Linked DNA regions of Homo sapiens: regions 1, 2 and 4 are each linked to region 3. The links are chromatin loops, found by intact Hi-C in ENCODE. Cell type or tissue: dorsolateral prefrontal cortex. All regions are shown on one strand. Links, peaks and the distances in the headings refer to the core of each region. The heading gives the core; the rest is flanking DNA. Region 1 overlaps TENT4B (terminal nucleotidyltransferase 4B). Region 2 overlaps NKD1 (NKD inhibitor of Wnt signaling pathway 1). Region 3 has its middle 17 kb from the start of SNX20. Region 4 has its middle 21 kb from the start of ADCY7.

Region 1 (7,561 bases), core at 2,198-6,197, 450 kb after region 3:
TCCAGCCACTGCACTCCAGCCTAGGTGACAGAGTGAGACCCTAGCTCTATTTAAAAGAGAGAGAGAGAGACAGCAACATGCATATAAAAATATTAGAACACCACCACAACAGAATCTTAAAATTACGTTTCTAATAGTTTTGTTGTATAAACGCTAAATTCTCTGACCTTGGTAAAATCTTTGATGAGGTCAGCTGCTCTCACGCCATTCTGTACATTAAAGCTGATATCAACTTTCACTTCAGTAAAAGAATCTGTTAATTTAATAATAGGTACCTATAAAGAGAAGAAAGGTAAAATGTAAATGCTTTAACCAGATTAAATGATAAAATCAGGGGATGGAAGCCTACTAGACATGAGGTCTCCATCATCTCATGAGAGCATAAGAACACTGAGTATTCTAAATATGGCACACCCCAGTAAACCTGGTCTGCTACAAATACTATATGCTGCATATTTAGCACTGGGTCCCATACAGTATATTACAGTATAATTTCTATCAACCGAGAATTTTGTTTGGTGTCCAATTTTTTATTATTTATTTTTATTGTTTATATTTAAGGTGTACATGTTTTGATATACTTATCTTGATATACATACTGAAGTGATTACTACAGTTAAATAAATTAATATGCCCATCATCTCATTTATTAGTTGACATATAGTTATAATGATAATTTTAAAATGAACAAAAACCTTCCTCAATAATTTGGAGAACACTTTCTGAGTATAAGATGAAGAACTAGGAATGCCAGGTATTAAATGTTTTGTATCATCAAACTGTTTCTAATAAGAAAATTGCTGGATTCTTAAGGTGTACACTACAACCCACTTGCATTACTGGTCAGTTTTGCAAATAGCCCAAAAAACAACCTGACAAGATAAAATATAAAAATTATTCTAAAAAGCTGACAGGATTATTTACATGAGCTATCAGCAGTTCTTTTCAAAAAATGGCCTAACTTGGGCAACACAGGGAGACCCTATCTCTACAAAAAAAAATTTTTTAAATAAGCAGGGCGTGGTAGGGTGCGCCTTAGTCCCAGATACACATAAGGCTGAGGTGGGAGGATCACTTGAGTCCAGGAGTTAGAGACCAGCCTGGGCAACATAGTGAGACTGTATCTCTCTAAAAAAAATGAATAAAACAAACAAAAATCTCTACAGTGAGTACTGTGTATAATAAAATTGCATATTTTGCTGCTGTGAAAAGAAATGCAGACCAGGTGCAGTGGCTCACGCCTGTAATCCCAGCATTTTGGGAGGCAGAGGTGGGTGGATCACTTGAGCCCAGGAGTTGGAGATCAGTCTGGGTAACACGGTGAAACCCCGTCTCTACAAAAAATACAACAAAATTAGCCAGGCATGGCAGGTTGTGTTTGTAGTACAGCTCCCCAAGAGGCTGAGGTAGAAGGATCACTTGAGCCGAGGAGGCACAGGTTGTAGTGAGCCGAGATTGTATGGTCACACTCCAGTGTGGACAACCAGAAAACTTTTTATGTGCAAGCACGGTGACATTAACAAAATGAAAGAATCACTCACTTGCAATGCAACTGTGCTCACCAAACTTTAATTTTAATTCAAGTTTCATAGGTAAATAACTAAGGATTTTAATATGAAATGCTGCAGAACTTACAGTTGCTTTGTCTAAAACTTTCACCGAATCCTCATCTGCGACTTTGTGTTTCCGAAGAGCTTCTTCCAGAGTCCAGAGGGGTAGGTTCTCCCACTTCCCAAACACCACTAGGTCGATGTCACTGAACACAGAATACATATACAAGAGGGTCGGAAGAAGTTGGAAACTTGTTTTAACTGACACTCATGCTTATAGACTTCATTAGTACAATTAAAACCTATTTCCCACCCTGGCCAACGAAGACTAAATGTGTTGGTGATAATGGTTTTGTGGAGAAGGGAAATAGTAGTTGTTGATTTTAACAAACTCCTCCTCTCAGTCATTTCACAGAATTCAGGCCTCAGGAAATAGGGTGATTTTGAAAGAAGTAAAACCTCAAAGAAAAAAAAACAAAAAGCACTTCATGTATTTTCTTTAATAAACGCTTGTGGTACTAGACATAATGATTTTCCTATCCGGATGAGATTAATTGCAACTCAGAAATATTATGAAGTGCTTTAAGCTGGATGCAGAACAGGTATCCAGCATGCTACCATTTGTGTTAATATACACACATGTCCTTTTATATGCACAGATATCTCTGAAAGGATATGTGAGAAACTGGTAAAAGCGGCTGTTCCAAGGAGAACCAGGGGGCAGAGGTGGGACTGAGACTTTTCCCTGTATTGATTTTTGTGCCTTTTCCAAATGTGAACTATGTGAATGTACTACCTATTCATAAAATTTAATTAAATTTTTTAAGAAAGGTGATTTTTCATGTTTTACTGATGCTGACAACCTAAATAAGAAATATTAACTCGAAGTTGAGTATTTTATGACTTTTGCAGGCCAAGGGCATCTATGAGAAGAACGGAAATTGCCAGGGTCCATCCACTTCAGCACACTTTAAGTTGGGGTAAAGTATACCAAATCAAGCTCAAATGGAAAAACATGATGCTGACTTTATTCTGGAGAGATTAAAATTTAAGGTAATAATAATAATAACCATGATGGAATGTTCAAACAATTTCAATTCTTAGAGAGCAAGTATTCACCCTTTGGAGAAACATTATCATTTCCCAAAAGAGAGCCTCCAAGGCTGTGCGTCACAAGAGGTCTCATTTGAGAAGACTGAAACTGAACAACAGTCCTGAAAGGCCAAGATCTTTCTCAGAGAAGAGATCTGTACCCTGAATTTCTGGATCAGGATGCTGGAGCCATAACTAGTAGAATGAGTTCTTAATTTGAAAGCGAGGGTGAGTGTAAGAGTGAGTGAGCAAGACAGCGGGAACTCACATTCAAGAGGATATATAATCAGACATTTTATCATGATACTACATTAACATCTGTGTCAGTGGGTTAAGTTATGGGACTGAGCAATACTCTGCCAGGCAGTCAATTTCTAAAATTAGTAACTAATTGATTCCATTGCAACATGATCCCTTTTCCATCTCTCTGTACCATCTATGTCTTGGTAAGATGATGTGAAGTGATATTCTACTTCAAGGTAAATCAAATTAAATGCTGGTAAATCCTTTATTTATTTACTTACTTATTTTTTGAGACAGAGTCTTGCTCTGTCGCCCAGGCTGGAGTGCAGTGGCGCGATCTCGGCTCACTGCAACCTTCACCTCCCGGGTTCAAGCAATTCTCCTGCCTCAGCCTCCTGAGTAGCTGGGATTACAGGTGCGCACTGCTACGCCTGGCTAATTCTTGTATTTCTAGTAGAGATGGGGTTTTACCATGTTGGCCAGGCTGGTCTTGAACTCCTGACCTCAAATGATCCACCCTCCTTGGCCTCCCGAAGTGCTAGGATTACAGGCATGAGCCACCATGCCCAGCCCCATTTTGTTTTATAAATTTGTTTTGTTTCTACTCCTTACAAATTTGACAGCCAAAATGAATACACTCTAAGAAAAGTCCTTTGAAAGATTCATGAGTGTACTAACCTAGTAGGTAAATAAAGTCCAGTTTTAAAACTTCCAAATATCTGGACCTGAAACAGAAAAAGAAGTTGTTATTATATTGAGTTATCAGAAGTTGTTATCATATTGAGTCACCAAGATATGGAGAAATGTCAGTTTTTGCTACCCTCTACTGGTACTTTTTGGTATGACAAGAGCATTTTTTTCTAACCCCAAGCTTCATGAAGCGGGGATTCTGTTTCACAAGCAGACATTCTGAATATAATTTAAACTTATCTGGTTCAATATGAAACACATAGACCAAAATACAGTTGTCCCTTGGTATCGGCAGGAGATTGGTTCCAGTCCCACCATGCCAAAATCTGAAGATGCTTGAGTCCCTGCTATAAAATGGTAGAGTATTTGCATGCAACCTATGCTAGTCCTCCCATGTACTTTACATCATCTTTAGATTACTTATAATACCTATAATACCAAGTATGATGTAAATGCTACCTAAATAGTTGTTATACTGTATTTTTAAAATAATTTGTATTGTTTTTATTGGTACATTGTTATTTTTATAGTTTTTTCTGAATATTTTCAATCCATTGTTGGTTTAATATGGAGGTGTGGTACCTGTGGATACAGAAAGCCAACCACAGGAAACTTTCAGAAGCAGTTCAGATCACTAATGTTCCCTCATTATCCAGAGACACAATCACAAATCCTTCATTTTTGTTCTCTAAGCAGGAGTCTTCGAATAGATTACTAAATTGGGATCAGACTACTTTAACTGTAGGGCAAGTGAGGGCCTTTAGGTCAATTCCACAAAGAACATCAGGTAACATCATGCTGTGGCATAAAACTGGGATGCATTCCATCTCAACCCATGGAGAACGGTGGAACTCAGGCAGAAATATGTATGCAGGTAATTGTAATAAAAAAAGGATAGGCCGGGCACAGTGGCTCACGCCTGTAATCCCAGCACTTTGGGAGGCCAAGGCAGGTGGGTCACCTGATGTCAGGAGTTCAAGACCAGCCTGGCCAACATGATGAAATCCCACCTCTACTAAAATTACAAAAATCAGCCAGGTGTGGTGACGGGCGCCTGAACCCCAGCTACTTGGGAGGCTGAGACAGGAAAATTTCTTGAACCTGGGAGGCAAAGGCTGCAGTGAGCTGAGATCATGTCACTGCACTCCAGCCTGGGCGACAGAGCGAGACTCCATCTCGGGGGAAAAAAATGATAAACAGTGAAACCAGTTCAACCTCTGAGGCGAGATGGACCTGGGAACCTAACCACAAGCTCATGTTCCTCATCTGTAGGTAGACAGATGATGGCTGCCTGGCTGGCTGGAGAGAAAGAGATAGATAGATAATCAACCTCCACCTAAGAAAGATAAGGGTTAAGTTAGATCACGGCTTCTCAACATTGGCATTTGGGGGTGGATAATTCTTTGTTGTAAGGGCCTATACTGTTCATCATAGAATGGCTGATGGCATCCATGGCCTCTACCCACTAGGTACTAGCAGTGCGTACCCAGTCAGGACAATCAAATATGTCTCGGACATTGCCAAATGCCCCCTGGAGAACAAAATAGCCACTAGCTGAGAACCACTGATTTGGATCACATAGGAGAAAGAATGCGATGTATGGTCATTGCTCATAAAACATTAGTACCCTTGCCTTTTCCCTTTACCTACAGTGTCATATACATACTGTCATATACTTGCAAGTTTTACATACAATGAAACTTCTTTGTTTTGCCAATTGGAAAAAAACCTTCCCTAGCTTCCCACCACCACCCAGGACAGTGCCTGAAGAAAAGCTACAAACACAAAGTAATGGATTTTATTAGTATTATTTTGTGTACTTCTTTGCATACACAAAATTGTAGAACAGGCCCTCAAAGTGCCCTAAAAAGTGACGTATTAACTTAGTACCAGTAACAGGCCAAGTGTGGTGGCTCACACCTGTAATCCTAGCACTTTGGGAGGCCAAGGCGGGCACATTGCTTGAACCCAGGAGTTCAAGACCAACCTGGGCAACATAGTGAGACTCAGTCTCTACAAAAAAATACAAAAATTAGCTAAGTGTGGTGGCGTGCACCTGCAGTCCCAGCTACTCGGGATGCTGAGGTGGATCACCTGAGCCCAGGAAATCGAGGCTGCAGTAAGTCGTGATCGCACTATTGCACTCCAGCCTCAGCAACAGAGTGAGACCCCATCTCAAAAACAAAAAACAAAAGACTTAGTACCAGTAACAAAAACGACAAATAAGCCAAGAAGAAATCCTGAGTAATCATTTTGTTCACTGACTGGGAGCTGTCTAAAAGGCAATTAGCTGGTCTGAGAGAGATGAAAAATGGCAATTTCAGGAAAGAAATAAGAAAAGACTTATGCGTGCATTAGCCAAAGGAAATGAACTTCAAGTGACAAAAGTTCTTACTTGACATTTTCATTTAGCTGTAAACAATTATATAATGTTTACCCTGGCAGGCTGGAACTAAGTAGTAATGAGGTTTTGATATATCATATCCAATAACAGACCACTACAACAATGAGGTTTGATTTGTCTTTCTTCTCTTTACACTAATAATTTCTAAGGATAGCTTGCCTTTAGTAGTTGCTATTAGCACTACAAAAAAAAAATAGTTGTTAGTCATCCAATCCAATGAAAATAGTTAGGAAGCCTCAATTCTAAAGACTGCAGAAAATTGTTTGCCTTTAAAATTTAATTAGACCACAACTCTACAGAGCACTTCTACTTGCATGTGAGGACTAGCATGAGATACCAGCAGATAGGCTTCTAGCCCGTGGACAAGGACTGTCCGAAGCATAAGCTACCCAGGAAGGGACTCACGTCAGCGCTGGGCCAGAGCTCCTTAATTACACTCTCGATCCTGTTCACCACCTCCATCCGCATCTTCTCCTCCTCAGGTCTTGGAGACATGTATTCATAAAAATCACTGATTTCTTCATGCAGACTGAAGAAAAAAACAGAAAAGTTAATATGAACAGGGCCAATCTAATGAGAAATCACTATCTTAAATAATCTTATCTAATTAAGTCTTATAATTCAGCTGATGACTACCTTAATTTTAATGTTATAACTCAAGATAAGCTAAAATGGGAATGTACAGAATTTAATCAAAAAACCCAAAATAATTAAATAATGAGAAATTTCCTGTGCAAAACACTTGCTGGGGTGCTGGTGATTTAAATAAAATAAAACAAGCATACGGGCTGGCCTCTGCCTTTCCACTTCTGATCTAATAGACACAAGATACTGAACCCAGGTGACACAGGCAAGTTTCCTGGCAGTAGGGACTGACCCTCTTATCTCTTGGGGATCCATTCCTCACAGTAGCAAACAGTACATCTTTCATAATGTTTGCTCAGTGAATTAAGTGTCAAATGAACAAATCAGGCAGTGAACAACAGCAAAGTCTTGAAAAGAATGGCTGGCAAAGGCTCCATGAAGGAGCTGAAGACTTCCAGAGCCTGCGAGGTACAGGGCAATCAGCCAGCTACAAGGGCTGTGGCAGGCAGAGTGGGAGAAGCATCTGTAGAGGAAAGCAGGCCCCAGCAGAGGGCAGGCTCTGAATGACTGGCTAAGAGGTTCAAGCTTTCCCCCTGTGGCAACAGATAGCTATTTAAATGTTTCTGAGAGGGACCAAAAGAGACTGACTTCAAAAATGCAGCATTTTAAGAAGATTAAACTGGCAACTATGGAAACAATGGACCAGCAAAGAGACTAGACTGGATGCAGGGAAAAGTCATGAATCACTGAGTTGCAAAAGGATTGGATGAAGGCCTAGAGGCTGGTGGAAGGAAAGGAATGGGCTCCAGAAACAAAAGACACACACATACCCACACCCTGCGGATAGGCGCAGCGCCTGACTATCATGGTGGTGGGGGGCTAAGGATGCCTTCAAGGGCTGAAGCCTGAGGGACTGGGGGAAAACTACTGGTCTGGAAGAAAGGACAAACTCACTGGGCTGAGCAATGACTTGAACATAGTCAGGACGGGGGACAGA
Region 2 (7,561 bases), core at 1,420-5,419, 73 kb after region 3:
CTATTGCTGTTTTTACAGATGGGGAGACTTAGAGTCATAGGGGAGGCAAGAGAGTGGTAAGGCTGGGAGAAACGGAGCACTCCCGAGAGGAAGGCCAGGGCTCTCAGGACATGCCCCTGGGTGTTCCTGGATCTGGAAGAGAGGCCTCTGCTGTCTGAGCCCCACATTTCCACCAGGACCACCAGCATCAGGCCAGGCCAGAGCCTTTGTTCAGAGGTTCTGACCTGCAAGAAGGACCCAGCCCCTCTGAGAATGTCCCCCTAGAAAAATGCCATGCAAAGAAAATTGCACATTGAATTTCAGGGGGTTCATGAACCTCCCCACTACAAGTCCTTTTGTGAATTTTAGTTTAGGAACCTCTGAGAGTCCAGATGGGGAAACTAAGGGCTCAAAAAGGGACAGGACTTACCCAGGGTCACAAAGCCAAAGAGGAGCAGAGCCAGGATCCGAATATAGAGGACCCACAGCTGGTAGCAAAGAACCAGCGAGCGATGAGTTCCCTCGGGGAGCAGAGGCACAGGACAAGAGCCCCCACACACCCTGACTGCCAAGGGCTGGAGCACCCAGACCAACAAGCCCACCTTTGGACGGTTTCTCCACAAGCACTGTCTCAGGCAACCAAACATTTCAAAGGAAAACGTAGTGGGTCCAGGCATGGGGGCCCAGGACGTTTGGGGAATGCTGCGTGGACTTCTCAAGCCTTTCCAGACCACCTGTAGCAGGCCTCCCACGAGGTGCTCACAGATCAGGGGTCTCCTTACTTCTTTAGACCCTTTGATAGCAGTCCACCTCCCCAGGGCACCGTGTGCACGTGCAGATCCCCCCGGGTCTGTGTGCCCCCCTCCCTTCCCTATGTGCTCCCCACCAGCAGCTCACACCTGGGGGCCCTCTTCAGAGGCCTGCCCTAGGGCTATGTCTGCAGACTCAGAGAACTGCCGTGTCCCCACCCCAGGTGGCCCTGAGCCTGGTGCAGGAGAATGAAAGCCCATACCTCCTGTCACGACAAACTCAGAAGCATAATTTATACCCCAGAGCTCCCCCAGAGGGTCAGACTGAAGCCAAGACTTTGCCTGAAATGGCACCTGTGCTTGGCTTCTTCCTCTTGTCTGTCCTGCTTCCTCCACTGCCTCACTGGCCTGCCCTGCCCTGGGACAGTGTCCTGAGTGAATCACTAGCACGTGACCCTCACCTCAGGCTCTGTTTCTGCAGTCCCTGACCTCACAGGGCTCTCCCCTGAACTACGCGGGTAGTTGGAGGAATCCTGACCCACTTGGTGAATTCACAGGGAGTAGGCAGGCCAATGAATTGCAAGCTGGTTGGTCTCAGACAAAGCAGGTGGAACATCAGTCCAGCCCAGAAAGGCAATGGTCACACTGTGGCCAATCCAGCTACGTGAGAGGCCAGGGACCCTGATGCCAGGGCTCAGGCCTGAGAGGCAGAAAAATGGAAATGGACATTTTCTTCCCACCCCACCCCACCCCATGCCAGCCCCACTTCAGGAAACCCCCTCCCCATCTTTCAGAGCCTAATTCAAGTGCAAGAAGCTTGTTCTAAGCACCTTGTGCCCCAGGAACCTCTCTCATTCAGCCAGCGCGTTTCAGGCTGGCTTCACAGACTGTAAGTTTGGGAGGAAGCCGAGGCTGTAGGAAGCTCTTTGTCCCTCATCTGGCTCCTGCAGTGGGCATCTGAAATTCAGAAGCCCCTGGTCTCCAGCGCCCCCTTCCTCCTTCTTCTGGGAACACTTTGATTTTCCCTGGCGGCTTTCTAGACCTCACAAATAAAAACATAGGACATTCAGTTAAGTTTGAATATCAGATAACAGATCACTGTGTAGCATAAGTATGTCCCATGTAGTATTTGGGATAGACTTAAAACACAAAAAAATGAAGTGCTATTTATCTGAAATTCAAATTTAACTGTGTGTCCTATATTTTATCTGGAAACCCTGCCCCTCCATTCCTCTCACCCACATGGTGTGGGCAGGCTGATTTCTCCCCGTAACCACCAGGGAGGGCACATGACCCAGGCCTGCCCAGTAAGAGCTTCGCACCACGCCAGCCATGGGGACTGGTCAGGGCCGGGCACACAACCCAAGCTATGCCAAGGAGAGGCAACCCCAGGACATCTTCTTTCTCTCTGTTGACTTTGGTGAGATGTGAGCTGAGAGCCTGACCCTACTGAGAGCACTTTACCACCTCACAGAGAAATTCTAGCTATGAAAAAAGCTAATACCCAGGAAAACAGAGCCACGAGGGGATGCAAAAGGGGTCCTGACATCATTTGAGCCCCTGGATCAAATGGTGCCTGAAGCTAGTACCTCCCCTACATTTTTCAATGACGTGGACCACAAAATCTCCCCTTTTGGCTTAAGCCAGGGTGAGCTTATTCTCCTCATAAGCCAGTGAGTGAGTCCTGCTCACTCGCTCCTCCTCACCCTTGCCACCTGGGCATGAGGCTGGGCAGAGTCTATGCTCAGAGAACATGTTTAATTTCACTAAGGAGGATGGTGTGGGGCGATGGGAGAGCCTGAGCTCTCCAGTCAAGCAGGCACAGTTCCCGGCCCCACTCGGTTCCATCCTCGTTCCAAGTCCTTGCACAACAAACTCTCCATGAGCCTTGGTTTCCCTATTTGTGAGATAAACATAGGTACTTATACCTGGACTGCCCATATAATGCTAGTGCCTTAACCAGGACACTTTAGAGAGACAAAGGGAGTGCTGTTCATACCCAGGTTGGGAGAGACTGGAACTGCCCTGGGTAAAGGGACCAGGGATGCCGTCCCTACAACTGACCCTGCCTGTCTCCACCCGCTTCTGCACTAGCCCTCCCCCACAGCCCATGCCTTCAATTCCGCCCCCTCCCCCTCCCCATCACCACCCTCTGTGCAGGATGCTCCCCTACTCGCTGCTTCTCGCTGCCTCCTAATTCATTCTTCCAGTCTCAGAGAAGCCATCCCTGGAGCCCCGGGCTCTGTGCGGGCCCCACTCTGCATCCTCCTTGCAGCCTTTGGCGCTCTGTGAGACAACTACTTGTGGCTTGCAGGCTCCCCAGCCGGCTAAACTCGTTGAGGACAGGGTCCGTACATTTCTCCCTCATTACTGAAGGCCCTTACAGAGCTGGCATGGTGCCTGGAAAACGACACATAAAATAGCAGACAAAAAAGGACACCGCTAACCCTCTCTTCCTCCTCTCTGCAGGCTCTGTATTTTCTCTGTGCATCGATAAAACCATCCTGGCTGCGATGCCAGGCAGGGACAAGTGAAACTATGAATCATGGAGTGGGGAGGGCATGGGGCAGGGCTAGGACCCACCCCCAGTGGGCCCAGGACATGCTGGCAATGTTCTCAGAGCCAGTGACTTGGGGACAGTGGCCTTAGAAGGCCCCGCCCAGTCCAGCAGCCCCCAGGCGGCGGCAGCAGCAACGCGCTGGCCTTGGGACAGCTTTCATTGATCCAAGGCCAATGTGGACTGGACCTGAGCCGGCTGCCTATTCCAGCATCCAGCCCTGGCCCCTGCTCAAAACACAGGCCTGGCGTCTCCCTGTGGCCTTAGCCAGCTCTGTCCTCAGCGGCAGCCAAGTCACTGCCCAGAATGCAAATGGGGCAGGTGCAATGGGCTTCTCCAATCTGAGACCAAGGCCATCACATCCCACACACAGCCCAGGTTGTTCCACACACAAGCAGACAGGGTCCCCTTGGGTTGCTTGGCCCCCGCCCACACAGCTTTCCTGCCTATCCCCGGGCAGCCACCCCACCTATTTCTTGGTTCAGCCAGGCATATAGCCTGAGGTCAATTACCTGGAGAACGCATTGCCACACCAGCTCCCTGGCTCGCACCCCAGCCCAGGTGGCGCACGCTCATTTTATTTTCACAGGGCCCCTTCCTGGCTCCACAGCCTTCACTGGCTCCGTGCTTCAATCAACTCAAAACCCTCTGAAGTCTTGCTGTAGCTTCTCAGTCCAGCTCACTGGGAAACAAATGGTTATGGTAGGGAAAAATGCTAGCCTGGGAGCTGGGTGGTCTGCCTCAGTTTCCTCATCTGTACAAAAAGAGGAAGCATGGCAAGAGGGTATCTCCAAAGACTTTACTGCTACAATAGAGCATGACTCCACAGGCTCAGGAGAGGGCCAATTCAGCCAGGCCCCAGGCTCCGTTCCTCCTCTGCTGTCTTCAGGCCACCCAGAAGGGCCACTGCCCACTTGCAAAGCCAATGATCCGTCCTCAGTACCGTCTGTCTCAGGAGGCAAAAGTATTTTGAGGAGAAGGAAAGAAAAGTGTGGATGTGAATGCTTCCCTCAACTCTGCATCAACCCAGCACCCAACCCTCCCAGCGCCAGACACCCTGCCCACAGGGGAGCCACAGTGGCTACAGATGGAGAGAGAAGCGCAGCTCACAGGCTGAGGAACAAACGGCAAATATCTACCTGCATGGAACACCAGGAAGGACCCCATCAGCCTCAGCCTAACAGTCAGTACCTCAAAAAAGAATTATCAGGTTAATTTAAAAAGAGGCTTCATTCTGGCCGGGCACAGTGACTCACACCTGTAATACCAGCACTTTGGGAGGCTGAGGCAGGCAGATGACTTGAGGTCAGGAGTTCGAGACCAGCCTGGCCAACAAGGTTAAACTCCGTCTCTACTGAAAAAAAAAAATAGCTGGGCATGGTGGCAGGCACCTGTAATCCCAGCTACCAGCTACTCAGGAAGCTGAGGCAGAAGAATCACTTGAACCTTGGAGGTGGAGGTTGCAGTGAGCCGAGATTGTGCCACTGCACTCCAGCCTGGGCAACAAAGTGAGACTCCATCTCAACAACAACAACAACAAAAAAAAGGCTTAATGCTAATGGCCACAAACTCATAATGGCAGTAAAGGAGCAAACGGCATTGCCAGGTGGTGTGGGGCCCAGACCATGCCCCCACATGGCCTGAGGCTTGGGTCCTGGCTCTGTCACCTACAGGTTGTGTGATGCTGGGCAAACTAATAAACTTCTTTGTACCTTAGTTTCCTCCTCTGTATGATGGGCAAATAATAATATCTGCCTTGTGGAGTTGCTGGGAGCATTAAATTAGCTCACATTTGTAAAGCGCTTGGAAAACAATACCTAGTTCCTTAGAAGCACCATATAAATGCTTGTTAAATAAATAAAAATGAAGGTGAATATAAAGTACATAAAGACACACTTGTAATGTAAAAGAAGGATGACCATCTCAAGAAAAAGAAGGATGACTGTTTCTAAACATCTTTAGCATTCGTTGGTTTTAACATATAGGAGGGTGTGAACACATGTGGGGATTTTTTTCTTCCTCCATCAGGCATAGGCCAGACTTACATGAGGATCTGATGTGTTCTAATATTATTTGAACAAACACAAAAGTATCAGTATGGGGAGATGAGGTTAAGCCCAAGAGTTCTGGAAAAGGTTGGGCCTCCTCCAAAAATGGGAAAGCTGGATTGGCAGGAGAGGTCACCTATAGTATCAAGGTCAAAAGAGTGTTCAGGGCCAGGCACAGTGGCTCATTCCTGTAATCCCAGCACTTTGGGAGGCCAAGGCAGGAGGATCACTTGAGCCCAGGGGTTCAAGACCAGCCTGGGAATCATAGCAAGACCTGTCTACAAAAAATTTAAAAATTAGCCTGGCATGGTGGCATGCAACTGTAGTCCCAGCTACTCAGGAGGCTGAGGCAGGAGGATTGCTTGAGCTCAGGAATGGGAGGCTGCCGTCAGCTGGGATGGTGCCATTGCACTCCAGCCTGAACAACAGAGCAAGACCCTGTCTCAAAAAGAGAAAAGGAAAAAAAAGAGAAGAGAAAAGAGAGGAGAGGAGAGGAGAGGAGAGGAGAGGAGAGGAGAGGAGAGGAGAGGAGAGGAGAGGAGAGGAGAGAAGAGAAGAGAAGAGAAGAGAAGAGAAGAGAAGAGAAGAGAAGAGAAGAGAAGAGAAGAGAAGAGAAAAGAAAAGAAAGCATTCAGCAAAGGCCTCCAACATGATCCATTTGCCCGCTGCCTTTATAGGGGAGCGTGAACTACCCAGACTTGGGCCACCACCTCTGGAGGGATGAACCCTCGGGGCGGCTCCACTAATTACAGGTTGGAACTAGCAAGGCACAGCCCTGTCTTAATGGTGCCCCCGACCAGGCTGACTAGAGTGGGCTGCAAGTGCCAGCTGCCCAGAGCTTCCACCGTGCAGCACCTCAGGGCATGCTGGGCTATAGAAAAGCAAAACCAAACAAAACCCATGAGGAAGGCGTGGGCTTAAAAAGCTCTTTTTCACCACCAGTGAAGTTTAATGCTTAAAAAGGAAGTCAAGAAACTCGACTGGTGCTTGCGTCTGAGGGACTGGCGCGAGGAAACTCATTTCCGTATTCTCTCTACTTTCGTGTCTGTCTGAAATGTTCTATGAGAAATAGTATTAAAAAGGGGAACTTAGTCTAAAGAACAGGGGCTTGAGTTTAAACCATCTTGGGAGAAGCAGCCAGGCCCAAGGCTCACCAAGAGTCACCGCGCAACGAGGAAGATCTGAGTGCTGGGGTCGGAGAGGACATTAGGTTTCCTTTAGGCACAGTGAGGTCACAGCAAAATAGGAAGACCAAATGGTGTGCCGCACTGACCATGTGCCAGATGCCCTCCCAAGCGCCCCATGTTTATAACTCATTTAATCGTCACAACAACCATGAGGCAGACGTTGCTACTTCCCCATTCTACAAACAAGGAAACTGAGGCAGACAGTAGTTAAGAAATATGAGGCCAGGCATGGTGGCTCACGCCTGTAATCCCAGCACTTTGGGAGGCTGAGGCAGGTGGATCCCTTGACGTCAGGAGTTTGAGACCAGCCTGGCCAACATGGTGAAACCCCATCTCTACCAAAAATACAAAAATTAGCCGGGCATGATGGCGGGCGCTGGTAATCCCAGCTAATCGGGAAGCTGAGGTGGAAGAACTCTCTTGAACCCAGGAGGTGGAGGTTGCAGTGAACCGAGATCACACCACTGCTCTCCAACCTGGGCAACAGAGCAAGACTCTGTCAAAAAAAAAAAAAAAAAAAAAAAAGCAGAAGAAAAGAAAAGAAAAGAAACTTGAACAAGTAGCTAACAAGTGGCAGCACTGGGATTTCAACCCAGCCTACCTGGGCATGAGGCTGAGCTCTAGCCACCCTGCTGAGCTGCTGCTTCATTTCAGCCAAGAACAGATCTCAGCCCAGTGGGGTCAGATGCAGAAACAATGGCAAAACAATGGATTAAAGCTATAGCCTCAACAGCATAGCTTTGGCATGGGCTTATTTGCAAGGGCAGACAAGCTGATAACTACCGTTACCTGCTGTTAGGGTATGTGACCTGTCATTCTAAACTTGCAGTCTCAGTCCCAGTTATTTAAGTTAACTTGAAATCAGCATTTAAATCTTTAAGAAATACTGGTTCCTCTATTAGATATGTAAGTTGAATGAACTGAGCAATAAACAAAATACTGAAGGGTGTAAGTTTTCCTTTCCATGTATGAATGTGGCCTGGACATTAAGGAATCCCATCAGTACCAGGCCACCAGCCATTCCCGTTTCATTTGCTGTCC
Region 3 (6,910 bases), core at 220-4,219:
ATAGCATGGACTTAGCTCTGCTCTCTAGTGGCTGTCCCCATAGCTAGAACTCTGTTTTGGAGCAGCAAAACTAGTTCCACCTGCTGGTAGGGCTAAGTTGACTCCCAACATGTCCCCAGCGTGTTGGTGTTGGGAACCTTGATCTAGCTGCTCGTTTTCTCAGTAACCAAAGATCCCTGGCACTCCTACGATGTCTCAGGCCTTATCTAGAGCTGGGGATACAGCAGTGACCAGGACAGAACTGGTCCCTGCCTCACGGAAGTGAAGTGTCAGGAGGCCACTCCCAAAGCAAATGGAAGCTGGGACAGAATGATGTCCTCAGCCAGGTGGTCAGGGAAGGCTTCTCAGAGGGGGCGCTGTTCAAAGAATCACAGAGCATACAAAGGAGCTGGCCCTGGGAGCACAGAGAGGGGAGAATTTTAGGCAAAGAGGTAGCAGGAGCACAGCCCTGAGGCAGGAAACTACCCCCCCACCACCCTCGGCATCCTCAGTTCTGGTTTGCACCCAGAAAGGGGGTAGGTCCAGGACACACCCGGACTGATGTGTCACACTGGCTGTGCCAGCTGAGAGAGTGGGCTCCAGGCACCACTAACAGAGAAGCCTTGCAAGGCAGGTCCATGCACCGCCCGCCTCCAGTTACCACTCATTGCAAAGGAAATGAGCTGGGAGCCTGTGTGTGGGCCGTGCAGACCCTTTTGGTTACAAGCCACAAAAACCCAGGTTAATCTGATGAGGAAGGAATTTATTATCTGTAAAGTCCAGGAGCAGGCTAGCTTTACACCAAGCAGGATCCAAGGACCCACACTTGTCACCTCATATCTCTCTCTCTCTCCCACTTTCGCTTTCTCTGTCTCTTCTTAGTTCTGCTTTCCTCCACTGTGCCTTCGCTCTCAGAGAGAGCTCTCCCCTGGCAGTGACAAGATGGCTGCAGCAGCTCCAGCAACCTCAGAGGACTCCCCCATCCAGGGTCCTTGTGAGCTCCTCATCTGTAGGATGTGCAGTAAACACTCACGTGTCCTTTCCTGAGGAGCCCAGTGGCTGGGGTGGGGGCTGAGGGGCAGCCCCTATGCCCTCACAGTGCAGCAACCTTGGTTAGCTCACCCATCAGGGCAGACTTGGGCAGAAATCATGTCTTGGCATATTGTTTTGTAATCTGCTTTTTAAATTGTCACTATATATTATGAGCATTTCCCTATAATATACAATATTCTTCCACATTATGTTTAATGGTTTCATTGTATTCTAATGCATATTCTATAGTTATTTTAACCACCCCACAATGTTGCAAAATGTCCTTATTTGGGACAACACTGCTGCAAACACTTTGACCCATATGTCCTTTTTGTGTGCACTCTTATGGCAACTTCTAACGGTGGCATTTCTGAATCATAGACACTTTTTTGACTTCTACATATTTTATTTTTTTAGTTGACAAAAACTGTATTTATGAATCATAAACACTTAATGATTTTGCTATTACTTAATTTTTCTTTCTTCAGAAAGGCTGTATTCACTCCTCCCCCAGCTAAGTGTGAGAGAGGCCCTTGAACTTTGCATAACAGTGGCTGTCGGCATTTTAAATTTTTTTTTTTTTAGATGGAGTCTTGCTCTGTGGCCAGGCTGGAGTGCGGTGGCACGATCTTGGCTCACTGCAACTTCTGCCTCCTGGGTTCAACTGATTCTCCTGCCTCAGCCTCCCAAGCAGCTGAGATTACAGGCGCCCGCCACCACGCCTGGCTAATTTTTGTATTTTTAGTAGAGACAGGGGTTTTACCATGTTGGCCAGGCTGGTCTCGAACTCCTGACATTGTGATCCACTCACCTCGGCCTCCCAAAGTGATGGGATTACAGCTATGAGCCACCGCTCCTGGCCTTTAAACTATTTTTTTCTTTTTGAGACAGAGTCTCGTTCTTGTCTCCCAGCCTGGAGTGCAGTGGCGTGATATAGGCTCACTGCAAACTCCGCCTCCTGGGTTCAAGCGATTCTCCTGTCTCAGCCTCCTGAGTAGCTGGGATTACAGGCGCCCGCCACCACGCCCGGCTAATTTTTGTACTTTTTTTAGTAGAGACGGGGTTTCGCCATGTTGGCCAGGCTGGTCTCGAATTCCTGACCTCAGGTGATCTAAGCTATTTTTACTGGTTTAATCTTATTCCCTTTCCACGGGGCAGGTCTGGAGAGACCGAGAGGATCTGATCCTGCAATTTAAAAAGTAGACAGCAGATGGCGCTGCCGCCTCGGCGGCTCCGAACGCATCGCCGCGGTGCGGGCGGAAAAAGCTGAAACAGCTGGGAAACCGAAACTTTCTCCAGGCTTCTGAAAGCCCTTAGACGGGATTTGAAATCATGCTGGAAAGAGCTTTGCTGCCTCTATAACCTCTCCCCAGCAAGTGTTTTGATGGGGGGTCCCCGGGCGACCTCCACTTGGGGTTTGGGACCTCACTCCCTTTCTGCCCCTCCATCCTCTTCCCTCAGCCCAGAAGCCCCAAAAGGCGGAGGCCACCGCCCTCCACTTCCCGCAAGCGGAATCCGCAGGGTTTCACAAGAGAGGGCGCTGCAAATAGCCAGTATCAGCGCCCCCAGGAGCAGGATCGGCCATGGCTTCCGAGAACGGGCCTAACTGCGCCTCTCTCGGTCTGGGGGGAGAGGCCCTTCCCCAGTAAGGCCCGCGCCACGTCGCTTTCCAGGGGGAGAGATTGAATAACCTGCTCCTCCCAGATCCCATCTCCCACCTTTTCAGGACCCAGATGGCGTGGGGGACTCCCCACCCATCTGCCTACTGAACTGGGGGAGTGAGAAGAGGACTCCCAGAGGACACCACTAGTGACCTTTTAATTCACCAGTAGACACACAAGGCTATAGAGACTGTGAGTAATGTGGGTTGGATAAATAAGTATAAGAAAGGAAAATGGAAGGAGGCTGGGAGGAAAAGAAAAGAGAAATGACGTTCCCTGCTTGTTAGAGTATAAATGGTACAACCACTTAAGAAAACCATTTGGCACCATTCCTCAAAGCTGAACGTAAACTGTCCTGTAAGTACCCAGCAATGCCGCCCTTAGGAATATACCCTATAGACAGATAGGCAAGCATGCTCACCAAAAGACATGTACCACAACTGCACAGCAGGAACAGCTCCTGATACTGTCCCCCAGCTGGAAACAACCCAAGTGTCTGCGAACCATAAAACAGAGAAGGGACTTGGGGTATTCTTATGTGGAACATGAGGCAGTTATGAAACAAGCTATGCTTGGACACAAGGAAGTGGATGAACCTCACAAGAGACTGCATGAAAGAAGCCAGACACAGACGGATGCAGCCTGTGTGGTTCCATTTCCTGAAGGCCAAGGGCAGGTCGGACTCAACCAGAGGGCTGAAGCATGCTTGCTTAGATGGCAAAACTCCTGTACTAGGGTTCTCCGGAGAAAAAGAACCAAGAGCAGAGATAGATATGGATATGGACATATAGTATATGTCTATATATTTGCATATAATGAGATTTAGTATAAGCGATGAGCTCCTAGAATTATGGCGGCTGAGAAGTCCCAGCATCTGCCATCTGCAAGCTGGAGACCCAGGAAGGCCGGTGGTGCAGTTTGAAGGCCTGAGAGCCAGCGAGCTGACAGTGTAGACTCTAGTCCAGGTCTGCAGGCCTGGGAACCAAGAATGCTAAGAGCAGGAGATCCAGGCTCCAGCTTGGCGATCAGAGAGGAGGCAAATCCAACGGTCCTCTGCCTTTTTTGTTCCGAACAGGCCTTCAGTGAGTTGGAAGATGCCCGTTCACATGGGGGAAGACCGTCTGTCACACTCAGGGCATCAACTCCAATGCTAATCTATCCTAGCAGACATACCCAGAAATAATGTTTAAGCAGACATCCGGGCATCCCATGGCCCGGTTAAGCTGACATAAAATTAACCATCACAACTCCTGAAATTAAAAAAAGCAGAAAGGGTTACTATAAAAGTTGAGATGGTGGTTATCACTTCGAGGGGGTGAGGAGGTTTTGACTGGGATGGGGACAGTGAGGAGTCTCAGTTCTTACTCTAGGGTGATGGTTGTAAAAGTATTTGCTTAGTAATAATTTGTTAAGCTGTACACTTTTATGCACTTTTCTCCGTGTGTTCTATTTCACAATAAGAATATCTTAATAGGCTGGGTGCAGCAACTCACACCTGTAATCCCGGCACTTTGGGTGGCTGAGGTGAGAGGATCACTTGAGGCCAGGAGTTTGAGACCAGCCTGGCCAACATAGTGAGACCCTGTCTCTACAAAAAGAAATTAAAATTTAAAAATGTTAAAATTGGCCGAGTGCGGAGGCTCATGCCTGTAATCCCAGCACTTTGGGAGGCCGAGGCGGACGGATCACCTAAAGTCAGGAGTTTGAGACCAGCCAGGCCAACATGGTGAAACCCTGCCTCTACTAAAAATACAAAAATTAGCTGGGTGTAGTGGTGGGAGCCTGTAATCCCAGCTACCTGAGAGGCTGAAGCAGGAGAATTTCTTGAACTCAGGAGGCAGAGGTTGCAGTGAGTCGAGATCGTGCCAAGGCCCTGCAGCCTGGGCAACAGAGTGAGATTCTGTCTCAAAAAAACAAAAAACAAACCAAAAAACAACAGAAAACAAAAACAAAATGTTAAAATTTAAAAATATAAATATGTTAATAAAAGAATAAATTGGGGCAGCAAATATAAAGTCAATATTTATTAGGCACCAAGTATGATAGCAGTCAGACAGAGCTAGAGTTTGAGCCTGAGGCGAGCACAGTGTTCTGACCCCAAAGCCCCAGATTCCCTAAGGAAAGAATCAGGAATAGCAACCAGCTAGGGGGCCAAAAGTTCCTCACAGGCACCTCCTTAACATACTAGTGTGTGGTGAATTGCAGGGATGGCCTGGGTCTTCATCCCTCGTCTCCATGCCATTTGCCACACACATTTGCAGTTCTTGTCACTAAACAAGCACGGTTAATTTCCCTCCCCTTTGAGTCCGGGCTGTCCTGGACACTGGCTTCGGCCCATGTCATGTGGCAGAAGGGACAGTGTGCCAGCTCCAAGCCTTGGCCTCAAGAGACCTCGTGCATTTCACTTGCCCCCTTGAGCTTCTGTTGTTGTCATGAGAAGAAAATGCCCAGGGTATCCGGCTGGAGACACAGGATGAGGTGACACATGGATCTGAGCCAAGGGCAGCTGAGATCCGTTGACGCCAGCCCACTCCGACATGTGGGTGAACTCAGCCAAGATCAGCCAATTCTCAGCCATGTGTTTTGTGAACTCAAATCAGATGTTATTGTTGTTTTGGGGCTGTTTGTTATGTAGGAATAGCTAGCTGATACATTGTCTGTAGACAGTAGTGAGATCTGGGGATGTGTTGGCACAGGGTTCCTGAAAGGACCTGTCTGGGATAGGAAGTGATCAGCACCAGTCCATCCAATGCTCCTGCCTTCCCTGGATTCGCTCTGAGACTCCAAGCAGCCTCCACATAAATATAGCCACCAATTACCCATGCCTTGTATGTGGAGGGCACTCATGCCAGGCCCTGGCTTAGTACCTTATGAACTTGGCCCACTTAACCCTTACAGTGGCCCTATGAGGTAGGCCTTATTACTGCCCCCATTTTAAGGTGAAAGGACTGAAAACAAGAGCTTAGCCCACAGTCACATGGCTTGTAAGAGACAGAGCTGGGATCTGACTTCAGAGCCTGTGCTTTACCCACTGTGCCACCCTGCCCACCCATCCCAGCCTGCTCTCCTTGAAGCCTCTTCCCCAGCCTTGGGATGCCAAGCCTCTGGGCTCTCAAAAGAGCGCCACCTCGTCCCCATGCTTGCTTTCTCCTCTCTCCCAGGGTCCCCCAGGGCCCCAGCATGAAGATCGTGCTCAGCAGCATCATGCCCCAGAAGATGAAGGCTCCTGTGGATAAACATGAGGCCACTCTCCAGGAAGCAGTCAGCAGAAAGAACACTTAATGACAACCTCTAAACAGGACGAAGGCTGTTGGAAGAACATTTGTCATTCTGATGGAGAATCTTGGGATATTTGGGTTGGAAGGGATTACAGAGCTGCTGCAGTGCAAGGTACAGACTTTTTTTTAAGCCACAGAGTCTTTTCTTCAAATGGAATTTGATACAGAAACTCAACATGTAAAAGAGGCCAAAGCCAAGTTTTTCTAGCTGGGAAGCAAGGGAGCTCTGCCTTAGGCCTATCGAGGGCACCCCTAGGCTTTGATGGAGCACCATTTGGGAGCCACTGGGATGGTTTTGCTGATGGAAAAAGAGCCTCAGAGCCACAGAAGGAATGAGTAGAAGAGCAAAGACTTGAACTCAGCTCTCCTACCTCTTGCCTCTAGGGTTGTTTTCCTATTCCAAGTGTTTAGAAACAAAAGCATGCACCCCAAAAGAAAGGTGTAAACCTGATTTCTTTTTTAAACATGAATTTTTCAAAATGACGCATGTGGAGGCCAGGTACCATGGCTCATGTCTGTAATTTCCAGCACTTTGGGAAGCTGAGGTGGGAGGATCCCTGGAGGTCAGGAATTCAAGACCAGCCTGGGCAACATAGTGAGATGCCATCTCTACAAAAAATTAAAAAATTAGCTGGGCATGGTGATGCATGCCTATAGTCCCAGATAATTGGGAGGCTGAGGTGGGAGGATCACTTGAGCCCAGGAGTTCGAGGCTGCAGTGAGCTATGATTGTGCCACTGCACTGCAGCCTGGGTGACAAAGCAAGACCCTGTCTCAAAAAAAAAAAGTCTTGGAGTCATTGGGATGAAATCATCCAGTCATGAGATTTCAGGACCCCACTTCTATACAGCATCACCATGTTTAGCAGGAGGGTCCACTGAGACCCTTGGCTGTTTTCCTTGGGGGTCATCTCTCATGACTCCTCTCCCTGCACCTCACTGCACAGCCCTTGTGTAGCAG
Region 4 (7,561 bases), core at 1,541-5,540, 420 kb after region 3:
CTCTGTCGCCCAGAGCAAGCTGGAGTGCAGTGGCGCTAACTCGGCTCACTGCAACTTCTGCCTCCTGAGTTCAAGCAATTCTCATGCCTCAGCCTCCCAAGTAGCTGGGACTACAGGCACACACCACCATGCCTGGCTAATTTTTGTATTTTTAGTAGAGACGGGGTTTCATCATGTTGGCCAGGCTGGTCTCAAACTCCTGACTTCAAGCAATCTGCCTGCCTCAGCCTCCTAAAGAGCTAGAATTACAGGTGTGAGCCGCTGCGCCAGGCCAGAGCCTGAGTACTTGCTAAGACACACAATAGGACCATGCTGGAAGGCTTACAGGAAGAAGGCACAGCAAAGGGCAAGGCCTGGGAGGTGGGAGTGGTGCAGGCTCTTACGCAGAGAGCAGAAAGCACTCAAGGGGGCCACACACAGTCTGCAGTATCTGGGAAGAGGAGGCAGGACCCAGATAGCTTCCCAACCGCCATGAGCCACAGATCCCAGCAGACACACAGCGGAAGAGGTGACATGAAGCTCTGCCACCGACCAAAAGGGTATCGTCCACCTGAGTCCCAGGCCGTTCTGTTAGGCTGTGAGGCTATTGTGTACTGAAATACCTCAAAATCCTGGAACCTCACCACGTGATATCCTGTCAAATTCAGAAACTGGCATCAGCCTCCAGACCTCATCTTGCAAACCCAATTCTAAGATTCAGATGCAGCAGAACTGCTCTTGAAAATTTACCAGAGCAAACACAAAGGGAATAAAGTTTTGCTTTTCTTCCTCATTGCCGACAATTTTGAAAACACAGAAAGCACGACTAAATAAGAAAATGATCTGTCCACGAACTCCCCCAAAGATACCCTAAATTTTTATACAGGGTATCTGTAAAAAGTAACGGCCCCTGCCTACCCTTCAATGCGCAAAAGCACAGCCTAGCCTGCCTGCAGTGTGAGTGTTTGGCGTCAAAGTGCATCCACTTGGTCTCCCCTACTGGCCATGGCAGGGCCCATGCCTAACTCAGCTCTCTGCCTCCTGCCCAGACACAGGCCACCCCTTGCTGGATTCAGCAGGGATGGGGAGGAGGGGACATAGGCCCCTCTCCATCAGCAACATTCCTTTGTGCCCATCAAGAAGGGGGCTCCAAGAGGTGGGGGTCAGGAGCAAAGCCCCAGGGCTCTTCTGGGTATGGGGTACGAACAGGAAGAGGGAGAGGTGGGCGGGGCAAGGGCAGGGAATGTGTGCTGCCCGTGGTCGGGCACTCACCAGGCCCACTTGATTCTGCATTTAGGGATGGAGCTCAGGCTCGCTGATGTGGACCCAAACCAGCTCCACCAAGAACACATGAGAACAGCCCGGCTCCTTGCTACCAGACCTGTGAGGACCTCCGCTTTCTCATCTGCAAATGGGACTGGTCGTTTGGGTCCTGCCTAACTTATGATTAAAGATACAAGGGATACGCAGGGGCTTTGTAAGGGCCTGGGAAATTGGAGGGCTCCCTGGGAGGGCTCAGCAGCCTCAGCTCTCCCTGCTCTCCTCTGTAAAAAGCCCAAAAGTACCCACTCTTTTAAGCCCAAGGGCACTTAGGGCCTGTGTGGCTGCTGAGGGAAGAGGACCCAGCACCTGGGGATCCCGAACGAGCAGAGGAGAGGCAGCTTTAGAACACCTGGTCCTGCGAAGCCAGGCTCCCAGCCACAGAAGACTGCTTCAGATGGAAAAGAAACTGAATCATAAAATCAGGAGTCAAAAAGAAAGAAAGAAAGAAAGGCTGGGCACAGTGGCTCACACCTGTAATCTCAGCACTTTGGGAGGCTGACGCAGGAGGATCACTTGAGCCCGGGAGTTCAAGACTAGCCTGGACAACATAGTGAGACCATGCGTCCACCAAAAAAAAAAAAAAAAAAAATTACTAAATTAGCCAGGCGTGGTGGCGCACACCTGTAATCCCAGCTGCTACTCGGGAGGCTGAGGTGGGAGGATCACCTGAGCCTGGGAGGTGGAGGTTGCCGTAAGCCATGATTGTGCCACTGCACTTCAGCCTGGAGGACAGAGCAAGGCCCTGTTTCAAGAAAAAAAAAATCCTGCCTCCGCATATGGACCCAACTCACCATGCAGGGTTCTCACCTCTGCTCCCCAGGCCCAGTCAGCCACTCCTGTGGGGTCCCCCCATAGACCTGGAGTCTGACCCCTCCCCACAGCCTGTCCCCAGCTCCACAGCCCACAAACTCCCTTCTACAAGGGCACCTGCCCACGTTTGAAGGCATTCACTGAACCTGAGAACCCCCTCCTCTCAGGGCCCAAAGCCCCTGCCTAAGTCCCCACAGCTGTAGCCTCACCCGGAGTTCACTACAGTCCTGTTGGTCATGCATTCATTCATTCATTCATTCATTCATTCAATCTCTGGAGCATCACTCTGGACCAGGCCCGAGGGGGCTTCAGCCGACCACACAGGGTATCCTGTTCCTCATTTTAAGGGCTCTACTTCTGTCCACGGCGCCCACGTGGTCATTTCCAGCTTCAGCTCTGGGACTCAGAAAGGAGTTCCTGGCCTTTGAGGGAGGGGACCTGAGACATAAACCAGTAAAGGGAACAACTCCAATCCATGGAGAGGCTCCAGCCTCTCTCCCCTACCCGGGGTCGGCTCCCATTGTCACTTCCTCATGTGCAAGGCATCTGGGTTTCCCGGTTGGGGTCCGAGGCAGGGGCCGGGCCTGGCTCACTCTCCCCTGGACCCTGGTCCCCTTTGGCCACCGAGGGGTCCTGCTCGCTGCTGGCTCCGGCGGGAGCGCTGCAGACCCACAGCCCGGTCCTGCGCCCACAGAGGCTGCTACCCTGTGCAGTGTTTGCTTCCAACAGGCCCCGCCGCCCCGAGCCAGCCCCCTTCTGTGCCCTAAGCCAGTCGGGCTCCACCACAGGGGTCTGGGGCCGGGCGGCCTCCCTCGAGTCTCAGTCTTGTTATCGGAAAGCGGGCGCCAGCTGGGGCAGCGTCTGGGAAGCGTCTCCTGGCCGTGCCTAAGGGAGGAGGTCGTGGCCCGAGGGAGGGGTCTCGGAGCATTTCCGACCCACCCGGGCAGGAGCCGCCACCGCCGGGCACCCGCGAGGCCGGGGAAGGGCGGGCCGGGAGAGGGGCCACCCGCCCGCCTGTGTGGGGACCGCGCGGAGAGGGGCAGCGGCCACGGGCACCCCCGACCCCGGGCGCATCCCCGGCCCGCCCGCCGCGCTCCCCCGCGCCCCGCGCTCACCTGCTGCGCGCTCCCGCTCCACCGCCGCCCGAGTGGCCGCCCCAGTGGCAGCGGGCTGGCCCGGCACTCACCGCGGGCGGGGAAGGAGGAGCGGCCGCAGGCGCCCCCCGCTGGCCGCGTGTCCCAGGCCTGGGGCGCGGGGGCGGGAGCCGGGGCGGGGGGCTGGGGGCTGGGGGGCGCCCAGGAGGCCGCGTCCACCCTGCAAGCGCAGCTGTCCCCGCCCCGCCCCACCCCACCCCACCCCACCCCAGCTCCCCTAGAACCGTGGGAAAGGCGCTGCCGCGGGAGGGAGCGGCCGGGCAAGCTCGGGGCGCCGCAGGAAGGAAAGGCGTCCCAGCAGGACCTTCTCCAGGTACCGCGCGCACGTGCTGGGGAGCGCCAGGCCGGCCCCACCCCCAGAGGGAAACACTTTCTAGCAAACTCTTCCAGTGTTTCTGCCCCAGGCCTCCCCTCCCCCTGCAGGAGCGCCCGTGTTTCTGGAAGGATCCACAGACGGCGGGCCAGTGCCCTCCTCCCAAGCCGGGGGAGCTTTGGTCCCGCCTTACGTCTCACTCAGGCCTTAACCTCCTATGGCAGGGCTCAGGGGCGGGAGATGACAGCGACCACCCCTGTAGGTGTCCTCAGAAAGTAGGTGTTGTAACCTCGTTGTGATCCCTGCAACCCAGGGTGGGGCCCCAGTGTTGGCAGAAAAAAAATCTGCTCTGTTTCCAAGAAACTCAGACAGGGTGAGCAAGAAAGCCTCCTGTGAGTCACCCTGGGAGGGGCAGAGGAGGTCGTCCGCAGGAGTAATCAAGTCTACGAGGGCATTTCTCACTCGCAGACCCCCATGAATCCCGCCCTTTCCCACTGGTCTAAAGCTCCCTGGTACCCAGGAATTGGGGGTTCCCACTTCACTGAGAGGGGTTACAGAAGCACCTGTTATGCCGATTTCTCAGGTCCGACCCCCAAGGCCCTAGCAGGTCTTCATAGAAAGGGCCAGAGAGTCTGTAGTTTAACAAGCACGGAGGAAATCTATGACAAACAGGTAGCAGAAACGCTGATCTACTGGGAACCTATGGTGGAATCCTGGAGCCTGCTACCCCGGCTCACCCTAGAGGGGAGAGATCTTGGTGTGGGAGGGCGTTGCCCCCCGCGGTGGGCCTGGAACCCAGCCTCAGGCCACCCACGTTGAAACCATGCTGAGAAATCAGATGGCCGAGGCTGGAAGGTGGAGCCTCTGATTTCCACTCCAGATGGCCACAGAGAGGTCCCACCTGAGACTTACATCCCAGCAGCAGCAAGCCCTCTCGGCTTCCCGCGCTGGTCAGGCAGCTCCTCTGGGCTCGTGCAGCCCCCGGGCATCAAGCATGGTGGCATTTGGCTCTCTGGGCCGGTGCGACTCCACTACTCATCGGCCTCCCCGTGGAGGGCCCTGGCCGGGTCACTGCAGCATCCTGAGGGCTCACCCGGGAAGATCTGAGCAGCTGGGGCCTCCCTGCGCCGGTAATGGGAATCCCGGCAGCAGTGAAGAAAGGTAATAGGATCATCAGCAGAGCCAGCTTCCGAAAGCACCGCCCACCCCCGGCAGCCCCACCCCTTTAGCAGAACCTTGAAAACGAAGAAACCCACCTGTTTCCCCAAGGCCTTCAGAACAGCCAGTGCCTCAGGGTCACGGTGACCTCTGCCAAGGTCAGCCCTGGAAAGAGAGAGGGGAGCGGAGCCAGCTATGGAGGGAGGGTCCTGCTGGGACCCACACTCAGTGCTCTCCAAGCCAGGAGCCCTCAGCCCTTTCCGGTGTGTGGAACAGTGCTATGACTTCCCAGCCCGTCATCTGTGTGTCATCTTCACGCAAATCTATGAGCAAGTCTCCTGACAGCAGACAGGAAAACAGAGCTGGAGAAAGTGAGTTATACACCGTGCCTGCATAACTGCTCCCATCAGAACCTTCGGGACATATCCATCATCCCCATGGTCCTCATCGCCACTGTGGACCTGTCAGCGGGATCACCCCGTTGGATACTCAGTCCTCAATAGGGGATTCTCAAATGGTAACCAGCAACGGACTCACCCAGAGGTCTGGTGAAGGCACACATGGCTGGGCTCCACTCAGTTTCGAATTCAGCAGAACTGGGTCCGTACTGAGACTTAACTTCTGTCTCACTCCCAGGTTACGCTGATGCTGCTGGTCCTTGGCAGACTGGGTAGCAAGGCTCTAAGGCACTGGATTCCAAATAAGGCTGGAGTCCCATTCCCAGAGATTCTGGTCCTTGGGTGGGTCTGGGAATATGCAGTATTTTTAAAATCCAGGTGAGTTTAATTTGTGACAAGGATGGCACTTCAAATCAGAAAGGAAAAGGAATGGCGCCTTTTTTTTTTTTAAAGCCACAGCTGGATAAACTGGTGGCACGTGGCTGTGGTCCCAGCTACTTGGGAGGCTGAGGCAGGAGGATCGCTTGAGCCCAGGAGGTGGAGGCTGCAGTGAGTGGTGATCGCACCACTGCACCCTAGCCTGGGCAACATAGCGAGACATGGGCACACAGAACCACATCTGGTTATTTTGTTTGTTTGTAGAGACAGGGTCTCACTATGTTATCCAGGCTGGTCTCAAACTCCTGGGCACAAGTGATCCTCTTGCCTCAGCCTCCAAAGTGCTGGGTGGGATTAGAGGCATGAGTCACCTGCACCTGGCCTAAAAATTTTTTTTAATAAAAATTCGTTTAATTTTTATTTAAAAAAAATTTTACACCAGCAGTGGCATGAGCTTGTAGTCCTACCTATTGGGAGGCCAAGGCAGGAGAATCGTTTGAGCCCAGGAGTTTGAGACCAGCCTGGGCAACATAACAAGATCCCTGTCTTTTTAAAAAAACAAACAAAAACTAATAGAGGAAAGATATTTGTGTTTGAAAATGAAACCTATAAGAGAAAATACGTTAGTAATTTTGGAGTGGAGAAGTATGCATGGGAAATTGAATGCACACGGAAGAGCTGCTGTTGAAAGTTGCATGTCTCTGTCCAGATGAGGAAGTCTCCAGATGTCCACATCTAATGTGTTTGTGATTTTAATGATTTATTTATTCATTGAGACAGAGTGTTGCTCTGTCTCCCAGGCTGGAGTGCAGTGGCGCAATCTCAGCTCACCGCAACCTCCACCTCCCGGGTTCAAGCGATTTTCCTGCCTCAGCCTCCCAAGTAGCTGGGACTACAGGCGCCCACCACCACGCCCAGCTAATTTTCGTTATTTTTAGTAGAGACAGGATTTCACCATGTTGGCCATGCTGGTCTCGAACTCCTGACCTCAAATGATCCATCCACCTTGGCCTCCCAAAGTGCTGGGATTACAGCCATGAGCCACCACACCCAGCCGTGTTTATGATTTTAATTATCCACTGTGTTGATAAGCTCCAGAACGCAGTGACCTGGGGTCCCTCCTAACTTATGAGTGCCCAGTGCCCACTGCTCCAGGGCACTCTGCATGTGTTGCCCGAGTCACTTTCTGTGGTGGGCAAGAGTTTGGGGCTTTATTTCACTTGTGCAACGAGAAGATTTAAAAATTTAAAATCAACCACAACAGAAGCTAACAGTCATGTATTTCGGCCACCTTAATCCTGCCCTTCACCAGGCAATGAGAACAACAGCCAAGTAGGAGAATATAAAAGTTTCCTGAGCGGTGCCTGTCCTTTCAGTCCTTTTACAGCCTCCTGATGCATCACTACGCAGAGCGTGGCGTTAGCCTCCTCAGCCAGATGGTCCTTGCTGCCTGTCCCCGAGGAAGGAAGAGCTCCCTGCTTTCCCACACTTCCTCCAGTGGTGCTCGCCACAGGACAGAAGCTCAGTGAGTGCCTAAGCACAGGCAATACTGCTCATGAGGTTTTTTTTTTTTTTTTTTTTTGAGACAGAGTCTCTCTGTTGCCCAGGCTGGAATGCTGTGGTACGATCTTGGCTCACTGCAACCTCCACCTCCCTGGGTTCAAGCGATTCTCCTGCCTCAGCCTCCGGAGTAACTGGGATTACAGATGTCCGCCACCACCCCTGGCTGATATTTGTAGTTTTAGTAGAAATGGGTTTTCACCATGTTGGCCAGTCTGGTCTCCAACTCCTGACCTCAGGTGATCCACCCACCTTGGCCTCCCAAAGTGCTGGGATTACAGGTGTGAGGCCCCGCGCTCAACCATAATTTCTAATTAGAAAAGGGAAGAAGGCCAGGTGGCTCATGCCTGTAATCCCAATACTTTGGGAGACTGAGGCGGGCAGATCACTTGAGGCCAGGAGTTCAAGACCAGCCTGGCCAACATGGTGAAACCCCATCTCGGCTAAAAAAAAAAAAAAAAAAATACAAAAATTAGCCGGGTGTGGTG

What was found. A loop is a pair of places that touch in the nucleus more often than their neighbours do. Peaks named below come from ENCODE experiments on the same cell type or tissue, not always from the same donor. Only the 100,000 strongest peaks of a DNase experiment are listed, where the experiment ranks them.
Region 1: a loop joins it to region 3, with 4 times the contacts of the local background. A loop is called at or near these places in 57 of 110 quality-filtered maps.
Region 2: it touches region 3 in a loop (2.3-fold over the local background); 21 of 110 quality-filtered maps call a loop at or near these places.
Region 4: it touches region 3 in a loop (2.4-fold over the local background); 13 of 110 quality-filtered maps call a loop at or near these places.

The regions. Positions count from the first base shown.
Region 1 is chr16:50,210,270-50,217,830 of GRCh38, reverse strand. It overlaps TENT4B (terminal nucleotidyltransferase 4B), which reads right to left. Exons shown (of 12, transcript NM_001365324.3): 2 at 6,385-6,508; 3 at 3,564-3,610; 4 at 1,636-1,756; 5 at 168-275. Among named protein-coding and RNA genes, the nearest start is that of ADCY7, 53 kb to the left of the region's middle. RefSeq lists a silencer at 6,959-7,253. In dorsolateral prefrontal cortex, for the core only: CTCF peaks have their summits at 3,511 and 3,715 (motif pointing left); no DNase peak of the experiment used is centred there.
Region 2 is chr16:50,588,083-50,595,643 of GRCh38, reverse strand. All of the region lies in intron 3 of NKD1 (NKD inhibitor of Wnt signaling pathway 1), which reads right to left. Among named protein-coding and RNA genes, the nearest start is that of NKD1-AS1, 22 kb to the left of the region's middle. RefSeq lists an enhancer at 6,952-7,537. In dorsolateral prefrontal cortex, for the core only: CTCF peaks have their summits at 1,725 and 3,396 (motif pointing right); DNase peaks (open chromatin) are centred at 3,043 and 3,473; H3K4me3 peaks cover 1,255 bases; H3K27ac peaks cover 2,854 bases.
Region 3 is chr16:50,660,868-50,667,777 of GRCh38, reverse strand. It overlaps a transcript of SNX20 not described here. Among named protein-coding and RNA genes, the nearest start is that of SNX20, 17 kb to the left of the region's middle. RefSeq lists enhancers at 477-996, 2,061-2,562 and a silencer at 2,136-2,225. In dorsolateral prefrontal cortex, for the core only: CTCF peaks have their summits at 2,031 and 2,232 (motif pointing right); a DNase peak (open chromatin) is centred at 2,217; H3K4me3 peaks cover 1,038 bases; H3K27ac peaks cover 924 bases.
Region 4 is chr16:50,241,870-50,249,430 of GRCh38, reverse strand. It overlaps a transcript of ADCY7 not described here. Among named protein-coding and RNA genes, the nearest start is that of ADCY7, 21 kb to the left of the region's middle. RefSeq lists silencers at 2,745-2,804, 2,885-3,124, 3,145-3,404 and enhancers at 2,255-2,966, 3,680-4,391, 4,392-5,104. In dorsolateral prefrontal cortex, for the core only: a CTCF peak has its summit at 3,368 (motif pointing left); DNase peaks (open chromatin) are centred at 2,490 and 2,910; H3K4me3 peaks cover 1,579 bases; H3K27me3 peaks cover 1,857 bases.